Linked DNA regions of Mus musculus: all the other regions are linked to region 3. The links are chromatin contacts, found by Hi-C or POLR2A ChIA-PET in ENCODE. All regions are on one chromosome and are shown on one strand. The core of a region is the stretch at or near the end of the contact, and the rest is flanking DNA. Distances in the headings are between cores, read along the strand shown. Region 1 has its middle 4.3 kb from the start of Gm40271. Region 2 overlaps Gm35208 (a long non-coding RNA gene). Region 3 holds the start of Mycn (v-myc avian myelocytomatosis viral related oncogene, neuroblastoma derived).

What was found. Hi-C counts contacts between places; a loop is a spot of excess contacts on that map. ChIA-PET counts read pairs that join two places held with the same protein, here RNA polymerase II (POLR2A).
Region 1: a map of gastrocnemius shows a loop between it and region 3 (5-fold over the local background). The contact joins the enhancer-like site here to the promoter of Mycn in region 3. A Hi-C loop is called at or near these places in 3 of 37 maps with a recorded cell type or tissue (gastrocnemius and heart). POLR2A ChIA-PET finds 5 or more read pairs at or near these places in 4 of 5 experiments (Patski and embryonic stem cell).
Region 2: a map of mouse trophoblast stem cell shows a loop between it and region 3 (2.1-fold over the local background). The contact joins the enhancer-like site here to the promoter of Mycn in region 3. A Hi-C loop is called at or near these places in 5 of 37 maps with a recorded cell type or tissue (heart, mouse embryonic stem cell and mouse trophoblast stem cell). POLR2A ChIA-PET finds 5 or more read pairs at or near these places in 4 of 5 experiments (Patski and embryonic stem cell).

Annotation. Positions count from the first base shown.
Region 1 is chr12:12,903,246-12,906,961 of GRCm38, reverse strand. No RefSeq gene overlaps it. Among named protein-coding and RNA genes, the nearest start is that of Gm40271, 4.3 kb to the left of the region's middle. Within about 2 kb of position 2,239, at least 3 of the 3 ENCODE cell types and tissues checked have a DNase peak (open chromatin) inside an H3K27ac peak, as active enhancers do; they include gastrocnemius and heart, where a contact is called at or near this core.
Region 2 is chr12:12,992,070-12,995,533 of GRCm38, reverse strand. It overlaps Gm35208 (a long non-coding RNA gene), which reads right to left. Exons shown (of 4, transcript XR_381277.3): 2 at 2,036-2,237; 3 at 1,817-1,875; 4 at 1,185-1,706. Among named protein-coding and RNA genes, the nearest start is that of Gm35208, 6.4 kb to the right of the region's middle. Within about 2 kb of position 1,558, at least 1 of the 3 ENCODE cell types and tissues checked has a DNase peak (open chromatin) inside an H3K27ac peak, as active enhancers do; it is heart, where a contact is called at or near this core.
Region 3 is chr12:12,939,837-12,943,476 of GRCm38, reverse strand. Mycn (v-myc avian myelocytomatosis viral related oncogene, neuroblastoma derived) reads left to right here and starts at 1,641. Exons shown (of 3, transcript NM_008709.3): 1 at 1,641-1,841; 2 at 2,991-3,640. The coding sequence starts at 3,084. RefSeq lists an enhancer at 842-870.

The sequences.
Region 1 (3,716 bases), core at 990-3,489, 37 kb after region 3:
CAGATCTCCTTAGATAAGCAGGGTCCTGCTGGCCTGGCCTAGCAAGGACCCTGGGAGGACCTACAGAAGGGTCCAGGAAATGTGTGTGACTGTTGGGGGTAGGTGGACCAAGGACTACTGCTGGGTACCAGCCACAATGGGTGCTCCCTAGGCTCCGCAGAAGACGGATTCAGAAGTTTAAACAATCCGTGATGATTAAAAATTGCCTGCCTTTTTCCCTCTACTTAAGAGGTTCTTGAGGGGAGCAAGTCTCTCTCTGATCTTGCCTCTCACGTTTTAATTCCTTCTCTGCCACGTCTGAGCCAGTGCAGATGGCTCCCTGGAGCTTGAGAAGCTTCTAGAAGGGATCCTGAAAGGGGAGGGGATGTGGATATTGGGGAAAGAGCCTGGCTCCAGCCTACTGTGATTTTAATGTCTACTGCTGTCCATCTGTCATGATGCCCCCGGGAGTAGGTGCTGGGAGTGTGAAGATGGATCATGCTGTGCGCAACCAATGTGGGGAGGCTTGGAACCTGCTAATCCCGAATCAGTTTTCCGGATTCAGGGCCATAGGCTTCTCTTTCAACCCAGGCTTCCTTTACCTTTTCAAGCGTTTCCTTGTTCCCAGCGTGCCCTGTTCCTCTTGCTTCCTCTCTGTGTTCTCCTTTAAAACTCTATGCCTAGAAATACCTTTAAGTTCTTACATCCTCACTTTCTCACCTCGGCTCTGGGCCCCTGAACTACATGGCGGTCAATGTCATGGGTCTAACACTACTTCCTGAGAGTCTTCTGAGAATTTGCTTTTTCTGAACTGGAAGTCGGTGTAGACAGTAGCGCCAGGTCAACTGGTAAGTCTTCCTATTTTCCACTAAAGGAATCCAGCAGGCCTCCAGGATAGCTATCTTCACACAGCATTCACCTGCCCAGAAGGAAGAAGAGAAATAGGTGAAGCCAGGAAAAAATAAGTAGCCTGTTGGAAGCTTAAGATAATGCTGAAATACAGCGTCTGTCAGCCCCTGGACAGAGATGCTGAGAAGAGCAGACTGAGTTTCCAGATACCAGGCTGGAAGGGATAGTTAGGGAGATGTCTGTCTATACCTATATCGGCTGGCCTCCCCTCCCCTTTCCTCTTCCTTCTCCTCTCCTCTCCTCTTCCTTCCCCTCCCTTTTTCCTGCCTCCTCCCTTCTTTCCAACCCCCTCCCCCTTTCTTTTCTTTCTTTGCCTTCTTTTGTGCTTTTTGAGACAAGGTCTCACTTTGTAACCAACACCTGGCTTGAACTCATGGTAATCCTGTCTGTTTCCTCAGTGTTCATAAACTTCTGTATGCTCCTCTGAGTGGCAGGAGCAGGTAATATCTGGGGATCTAGGAGCTGCTGGGGCTAAGAGTTCACCAGTTCACAGAAGGGGAACTTGCCCAGAAGGTGCCCCTGTGCACTACAAGCTGATGCCCACCCACCTTCCCTGCCCGGATGCCACTGGTTACTTTTTCTTAAAGGACTTGGACGGGGGCCTTTCTCCGACTCCTCTCCAGCCCGTGGCTGAGCCAGCCAGCCTCCTCTCTGCATTGTCTTGGAGAGAGGAATCACCTGGGATTTAGGCTCATTTTTAACAATGTATCCTCATTTCCTGGGGACTAACAGCTTTGTGAGGGTCTCTCAGCAACCCGCGTCAAGGGGGAAGGGGATGGGACTCAAGATGCCTTTTGCTAATTAGAACCCCTTCAGCTCTCCTGTTACACAAGAATCCAGGGCACCACATGACCCTCTGCAAAGCTGCCTTTTTTTTTTTTAAGGTATTTTTAGCCAGAATCAAAGGGTGAGATTTTTTTTTTTTTTTCTGCTCAACTTTGCAACTGTAAGGCTGTGAACCTCATCTCACATTCTCCTTCCTTTTCTATAGATTCTACTGTCCTTACCCGGTTTCTCTATTTCTTTCTCCTTCCTGGAACTCTGCATGCGTGTGTGCGCATATGTGCACGTACGTCCATGCATGCAGGCGCACATGAGGGTGAGTGCATGAGCTCCTGTGTGTAGGTGTGAGGGCCTGGCGGGAGTGTGGCCGCGGTGCCAGGCAGCCATGCTGCATCTCTGGCTGCTCATTGTTCAGTTCCGTCTCCATGGTGACAGGAGCAGCTGCTCCATTCTGGGCCTTGGCTTGGCTGTGCAGGGCGGCCTGCCCGCCCGTCTGCCCGCCGGTCCACCCTCCCGTCCTCCTGCCCAGCCGTGGGAGCTGCCAGCTCTACGCCCTCCCGCTGCCCACAGGCCTTGCCAGGCTGGGCGCAAGAAAGCGTGTTTACTAACACCATCCACATGGCTCCTGGGGCACCGTGGCTCTGCCCAGAAGATGTCAGGCCCAGGGCACCGGGAGGTGGGCCTGGAGCCAGGCTGTCTGTAGCTGAGGGAAACCAGGCTGGCCAGCGGCTGCTGCTGCCGCCGCCGCCGCCTAGGTCTGCCAGCGCTCCCAGCCTCCAGGCAGGGTTGCAGGCACTTGTTCAGGGGCCCCAGAGAAGCCCTCTCCGAAGTCTCTTTCCCCCTTCCTGCCATGCTGTTTAATACTCTTCTCAATGTGCCCTAGTCCTAGTGTATTCCACCTGGTCATTTTACCCCTGGCAGTCTCCTCTGGTCCCCATAGTGGAATTATCCAATCTAACACCTTCACAGGCTTAAATTAGGAGCTGCCAAGTGGGAGGGACCTGAAGGATGTAGTCCTTTGAAATAACAGGCAGAGGGAGGGCAGGGTTGTGTCTACACCCCATCTGCCCTCAGAGGCCTGGGTGGGCTCTCCTGTGTGGCCCTTTTGAGCTCTGCATTCTTTCCCTCTGCTTCTCTTTCTCCTCCTTCCTTCCTTCTTCTCAGCCTCTCCTTCTCTCCCCATCAGTTTTTGTTTTTTTTTTTTTTCCGTGAAGGCCTCTGTTCTCTGTGTCTGTATGTCCATATGTACGTCTGTGATTGTGTGTGTCTCCGTTTGTGGTTTGGTGTTCTGGTGGGTGTCAGTCTCCCATCTGTGTAAATGTCACTAGTTCTGTGTGTCTCCCTCCATCTGTGTGTGTCCATGTTCCTGTGTGTATCTTTGTATGTGTGTATGTGTCAGTGTGCTTGTGTGTGTGTGTTTCTCCCTGTGTGTATATCTACTTATGTCTCCATCTGTGTCTATGCATATAAGAGAGAAAGATGGACCCCCTTTAGGAGGCTAACGACAGTCCTTCTTGGGAATGTCCCCACAGCCTCTTACTGAGGTCTAGTTCCCAGATCCTGGTATCAGAGTCTTGGAACCATAGGCTAACTTCCGTCATCCCTCCTGATGATTCTGCCAGCCTGGGACCCTTGGGGACTTCTGGGACCTGTTTGTCCCAGCAGTAGATCTGTAGCTTCCTGAGAGCCTATGACCCTCTACTGTGTGTGCACAGTGAAGCTTCATAGTACCTGACCTTGTGAAATGTTTTTCCTTAGAAATTTCAGTTGGCGCCAGGCAGTGGTGGCGCACGCCTTTTAATCCCAGCATTTGGGAGGCAGAGGCAGGCGGATTTCTGTGTTCGAGGTCAGCCTGGTCTACAGCGTGAGATCCAGGACAGCCAGGGCTACACAGAGAAACCATGAACCCTGTCTCGGAAAAAAAAAAAAAAAAAAAAAAAAAAAGAAAGAAATTTGGGTTGGTTATAAACCTGAGAGCAAGCAACAATTAGGTCACATTGATATATCTTGAAAGCACTGGTGGTACTCACTGAGTGTCCCACCAT
Region 2 (3,464 bases), core at 309-2,808, 52 kb before region 3:
GTCTTGCCCTTTGCACACGGCACGGTGGCTCATCAGCTCGTCTTCTGAGTGTGGTCCTCTTCCCAGCTGTTGCTGCCTGAATCGTGTTTCCCACGCCCAAGCCAGCCTAGCTGTCACCAGCTGTGACCAGCTGTCAGGCAGTTGTTAGCACTCCACTCTTCTCCCTGCCACGTGACAGCCCCTGACCTCAGCCAGAGACCAGAAGAGCTTTCTGACAGGCAGGCTAAAGGGCAGGCCACAAGGGAGACCTGATCAACTAGCAGGCAGGTGGAGTCCCACTATAGTGGTTCATGGAGATGAACCCCACAGTCAGACACTCAGAGAAATAGGATTGGAAGCATGGTAGAAACACACACACACACACACACACATGAGCACATGCTGCAGTGCATGCAAAGATACTTGCCAAAAAGACTGGACGTGGAGGTCATCCTGGCCACGGCGGAAAAGACTCATTTTTCCCGATTGTGAATCACAGAAACAAAGTCCCGGGAGGTCCTGGGGCATCACATCCTCATTCCTGAGAGAGCAGAACCAAGCTTCCCAGGAGCCTAGGTGAGCATGAGGCAGCTTAGAAAGGTGTGACAGAACCTCTTTCTAATCTACTTTGCCCCAAGACTCCTGCCACCTGGAGTTTTATAGCCCCTGCTGTAGATGGTAGTGCACAAAATTTCCTCAGTGCATCATCTTGGGCTCACTGAAGCCTTCTTGGTTAACACCTAAAGACCCCTCTTCCCTCTCCCCAGCTAGCCAATGGGCAAAGCCATCACCACACCACCTAATAGCTGGTTCCAAGTGCCTAGACAGCTGGGCTGATCTCTCCTTCAGTTGTCACAGTGCACACATTCACACACCATTATTGTCCTGATTCACAGATGGGAATGGCAAGGCCAAGAATTGGTTCATCCTTCATTCCACAGATGTTTGGGAATGTTGAGTACAGGCGAGGCTGGGGTTCAGCTGGTCTGTGAGCCCTACCCTCTTAGAGGCTCTGGCGCCTGTCTGAGGACGGGTCCCTGAGGGTAAAACTAACCAAGCCAGAGAAGGCGCAGGAGCCCAAGAAATCTCAGCTGCCTCCCCTGAGATAAGAGTGCTTTGTTGTGCAGGCTATTTCCTGCACTGAGGAATTCCATCTTCAGTTGTTGCACAACTGACCCTGGAAATGTCAAGAATGGTGGCTATTATTTATTAATGAGCTAACCATCTGCATGGCTACACACACACACACACACACACACACCAGCTATAAGCCTGGGACCATAAAAGGGTCTCTCAGTTTGTTAACACTGATGGTTAGAGTATAAGAGCCTCCCTCCATTGCAGGCCTACAGAGTGGCTCAGGATTGCTGGCCTGCTGTGGCCAGAGGAGATACTGCCTCATCCACCCATCAGCTCGTTTCCTGGGGCAACTGGCTTTACTGATTGGAACTCAGTTTTTGCAGGTCCTAAATGAGGACAATGGTCATAGTGCTGCCTATCTCGAGGGTTGGCGGAATGTGAGCAATGTGAGATTCCACAATGCACCAAACAGACGGCAGGGCTTTGTCCTGACTCCATGGGGCAGCAGCAGTCCCCTCTTGAGAAAACTACTTCCAGTTTTTATCTTAGAGGTTCTTTTTTAATCCAGTGCTCAGAAAACACAATTTGTATTATGCTGGTCACAGTTTCCGTGGTCTTGGCTCTTGCTTGTTGGTAGAACTTGGCACCTGTTTTGTTATAAAGAACAAGTGATCAAAAGGACAAGAGCGCACAGTAAGGACAGTGAAACAAAGGCTTGGTTTGAAAGGCAGACAAATCAGCCAGGAGCCTTACTTACACTAGGGAGGCCTGCAGAAAGCTGTCCACCCATAGGAAAGATCTTTCATCCTGGCATTGCTGCTCAAAAGAAAAAAAAACAATGTTTGCTGGTCTGAAAGCCTCATCAAAACCATTCTGAAACAAGAAATCCCAGGTTTCCTGAGTATATTCTTCCCAGGCCTCCTCATGTGAGCAGGCTAATTGTCTCTCTGTCATGGGCTAAACAGCGTCAGCTTACCCAATCCTTCCCGCACGCCATCTATGTTTTTCAGATGAGGAAGTGAGGGCCCAAAGAGGATAAGTCACTTGGTCAGTGTTACTCAGATAACAGCAGAGAATGACCAGGAAGGCAGGATCGGAAGTCTTCCAAGCCCATGTGCTGCAACAAAACTCACTGCTTCTCTTCTGAAGGAAAGGATCCGTTTTGTACCTGGTGACACCTGGATAAACACCAGGTGACAGGGACGGGCAGAGTGAGAGGAGCCTATCAACCGTGACATCCCACACTAGGCCAGAGCTTGTATACCAAGGCTCAGATTTATGGCAAGTCATTTAGAACTTGCTATTTCCTCCACCAACAAAGCCTTGCTTTTCCAGAAGGAACCACCCCAGGGTTCCTTGAATAATGAGCTCTAAAATAGTACTCACCATAACTTTCCAGGAACACAATCTGCTTGCAGGAAGTGGAGGGTGGGGGGACACTATATACTAGGGAATGCAGCTATGCCAGGGTCTCTCGCAGGCCAGAGGCAATCCTCAGAGGCCACCTTAACAGGACAAATCTTTCAGCCACTCTAACTTGTGAATAGCTGTTGCATAGCCAACGGACTCTTTTCTTTATCTCTCATACCAATATACCATCCCTGTCCTGTAAGTGATGCCTAACTCAAGTTTTCATTTCCAGTGACATACAGAAAGGAGCACCTACCCCAGATCACCCTACCCCAGGTCACACTACAGAGAGTCTTTACTTGAGAGTCAATGTTCAAGCATATGACCCAGAAATTTCACTTCCGTGTGTGTGTGTGTGTGTGAATGTATGTATATACACACAAACAAATTAAAATCTGAGATATGAAGAAGTCTATATGCTGACAGGGCATTCATTATTTATCCCAGTGAAAAGGTGACAGACAGCCCAAATATCTTTTGACAGGTAGGTAAACAAAATGGGTTATGCACATAGACAGTGAGATATTATTGAGTCTTAGAAAGGATTACAATTCAGGTAGATGTTGTAACATGAGTTAACCTTGAAAACATCATGCTAAAGGAAAGAAGAAAGAGACGAAAGGGCAAATGCTATACAGTTTCACTCAGATAAGACACCTAGACTAGTTAAATCCTAGAAACAAAAAGTGGACAAGTGGTTTCCAGGAGCTAGGATCGGAGAAGAGTTGGCAGTTGTATGGAGCTTCTGTCTGAAGAAATGGAAATGTTCTTAAAATGCATCCAGAAGCAAAAAACTACTCTAAACAGCCAGACCCATCCTGAACACAAACAGTGCAGCAGGAGGAATCACAATACCTGACCTCAAATTAAACTACTGTAATAGTGTATTACTATACACACACATACATGCAGCTACAGTAACAAAAATAGCATGAGACCGGCACAAAAATAGACAGAGACCAGTGGGATAGAATAGAGGACCCAGAAATAAACCC
Region 3 (3,640 bases), core at 392-2,891:
GTGTGAAAATGAGGGTGTTAAAGGCTTTTGCAAAGGTAATGGGTTTTACATATGTGAGCCCAATAAGAAAGGCCTTGGAAGGGTGGCTCACCCTCATTCACGGCTACTTCCTAGAACCTGCCGCAGTCCCCAGAATTATGTAGGCATTCGGGGACAGATGGGAAGACTTTCACACATGCTAATACACATTTTGACCTTGACTCTCTAGGCATTCTCTTCTTCCTCGCTGGAGGTGAATGAGGGGTGTCATTTTCAATTTAGAGGGAAATGGAGACGCTTCCCCACAAACAAGCTTAAGGGTTTAAGGATAAATCCCACCCTACTGAGAATGTGTGTTGAAAAAGGGCTTCACCCAGGGACCCAGGTTACTCCTGGAAAGTTTTGTGGGGCAAGAGCATTTATTTTTAGCCCCACATTTAGGAAACAAACCTTTTAGCATGCTTGCCTAGACAGAAGTGAGACGCTGTGGGATGGGGAGGGAGGGAAATGTGCCCACGGCTGTGAGGAAAGAATACACGCACCCTGCTCTAGTCTAAATAAGATGTCGCGCTCTCTCTGTTCACGCCAGCTCGTAAGTGAGGCAAATGGGACACAAAGAGGCCAAATTAATGATGGCTTTCCTTGATGTCACCATCCGTAGGAACTCGAGGTATACAGAGCAGTCAGTGATTTGGGCAAGGAAAGCAGCGGTCCGTAATTCAACCCTGGCTTCGGAAAGGCTTTTGTTGGGAACGGTGGGCGCGACTTCAGGGGACGTCCCTCCACGCGTTTCACAATCCCTTCCGCGGTAGCAAGGATTCGCTAATTGTCTCGCGGGGGTGGCCCCACTCGGGCTCCGAGGCTGGGCGGTGCGGCTCCGCTTTCTGCTTGGTCTCCGCGAGGTGTCGCCTTCGGCCGAAGAAAGCGGTAAGGCGCCACCCTCGTAGCCCGCACTTATTTATTTTCAAACAAGGGGGGCGCCCCTTCCTTTCAATTTGAAACTAGAAACCTCCTGCGGTCTGTTTCTACGTGGGCGCGTCCTCGGCCTCCCATTTTGCACTCCTGTGTCGCCTTCCTTCGAGATCACACACGAACAGCCCCTCGACCAGGCCTTGTTCCACTTTAGCCTGGAGCTCATCTTTCACACAAACATACACTCGCGCGCAGTCCACGCAGGGACTGGGCTAGAAACCTCTTTTCCCATTCCCAGAACACACCCAGCGACCTTTAAAAAAAAAAAAACACGGAGTGCAGCGGGTGCAAGCCAGGGGGTCCAAAAGGGAGGGGGAAGCACTCCTCGGGTTTCCCAGCTTTGCTGCTTGCAGTCTGAAAAACGAGAGGGGGGAGGGGGAGAGAGGGAGGGACGGAGGGGGAGAGGAGAGGAGGGGAGGAGGGGGAGAGGAGAAGAGGGGAGGAGGGAAGGGAGAGAGAGAGAGAGAGAGAGAGAGAGTCGGAAAAAAAGAGAAAAGCAAATGGCTTTTGGCGCGAAAGGCTTTGGCGCCTCCCCTGATTTTTATGGAAATCAAGAGGGCGGGGAAAAGCCTCTTGCCTCTGCCTTTCTCCCTCCCCCTCGTCTGCGCCACAGCCCCCTTCTCTCCCCGCCCCCCGGGTGTGTCAGATTTTTTCAGTTAATAATATCCCCCGAGCTTCAAAGCGCAGCCAGTGACAGTCATCTGTCTGGACGCGCTGGGTGGATGCGGGGGGCTCCTGGGAACTGGGTTGGAGCCGAACGAGCGCTAGCCAGGCGTAAGCGCGCACACACTGCAGCCGCCGGAGGACAACCCCCTCCCGCCGCCGCTCCCTCAGCCCACCCGGAGACCCCAGCCCCGAGTCGCCTCCGGATCCCCGGCAGTCTGCGGGAGGTAAGAAGCGGTACTTGCGAAGCTTCGAGCGCCCGGGGAACGGCGGAGCGCTGCGGCTAGGCAAGCCCCTGGACGCGGCTCCGCACCCTGCACCCAAATATGCCGGGCTTTTCTGGGGGAGGGGGTAAGGGGGCAACACACCGCGTCTGCTTCCGAAACAAAACCATCTGGGTTTTTTGTTTTTTTTTTTTTCCTGAAAAGCCTATTCAGCACCCGAAGGCACCCTGGCTGGAAGAGACCCGCCCTAATCCCTTTTACAGCCCTGGCCCAGGCAGAGAAATAGCTTTAGCGAAAAGAAATTCGCCCGGCTCCACAAGATTTGTCTGAGTGTGAGGTGACTGGGAACCGGTGCGTCCCCACCCCAAGCTGGGGTTCTCCAAAAGGTGCCGCGGGGAAAGAAGGAAAAGGGGTTAGGCGAAGCTAGGTGCCTGAGTGATAATGTAGGTCACGGCTGCTCCGGCTTAGGAGACGCGATTCTCGCCGGCGACCCTGCACCATTCCTAGGGATGGGGTTCAGCCTTTCCCCCCGCCTGTTGAAGAGGTTGAGGTCTCTGAAGGAAGGGGAATGGAAAGGGTATAGGTATAGGCAGCGATGAGTACCAAGGGTATCTGCCAAGATTGAGGCTCTAGGTCTAGGTGGAGAGGGTTGTATGTAATTGCCTGTTGTTGGTCTGACTGGAGAAAGGCCCTTAATAATTAATAAAGTTTCCTGAACCCCGTTAGCGTTTGCGCTCCCGTGATCGCATTTCTGCAAAAGGGGAATGAAAGGTACTTCAATCCCATGCCTGGTAGCTGGGCTAGAGAGCAAGGACTTCCTTTAAGCAACTAGTGCAAGTGGGGTAGTCGCGCTAGTAAGAGCTGAGATCTGCAGCTTGAACAGCCCCCCTCCCCCAGGCAGTGCCTTGTGTGAATGAAACGGCAGTTTCCAAAGTTGCAGAGAGCCACACCACCCCCTGCATCTGCAAGCCCCCTCCCACTCCCAGTCTTAGACAGCTTGTACACAAAAGGAGGGAGTAGGGGAGACGCTCAACTTTCTCCCACCTTCCAGAGCTGTGGGGAGCTTGCAGAAGAGATTGGGGGCTCCCACTGCCTGTCCCCACCAACCCACCCCTTTGGCTCATTCTCTCTTGGTTTGCCTATTGGTTGTAGAGTTGGAGGTTGGCGCGACTCTGCTGCTCTCCACGGGAAGGAAGCACTCCCCCATATTAAAAAGAGCGGAGATATTAAAAGAGAGGCGAACCCATGCCCAGCTGCACCGCGTCCACCATGCCGGGGATGATCTGCAAGAACCCAGACCTCGAGTTTGACTCACTGCAGCCCTGCTTCTACCCGGACGAAGATGACTTCTACTTCGGCGGTCCCGACTCGACCCCACCGGGGGAGGACATCTGGAAGAAGTTTGAGCTGCTGCCCACGCCCCCGTTGTCGCCCAGCCGCGCCTTCCCAGAGCACAGCCCGGAGCCTTCGAATTGGGCTACGGAGATGCTGCTGCCGGAGGCCGACCTGTGGGGCAACCCGGCCGAGGAGGATGCGTTCGGTCTCGGGGGCCTGGGTGGCCTCACTCCTAATCCGGTCATCCTTCAGGACTGCATGTGGAGCGGCTTCTCTGCCCGCGAGAAGCTAGAGCGCGCAGTGAACGAAAAACTACAGCACGGCCACGGGCCCCCGGGCGTCAGCTCAGCCTGCTCGGCTCCCGGAGTGGGTGCCAGCAGCCCCGGGGGCCGTGCCCTTGGTGGGTCGTCGAGTGCTAGCCACACCGGGGCCACCCTGCCTACCGACCTCTCCCACCCGGCTGCCGA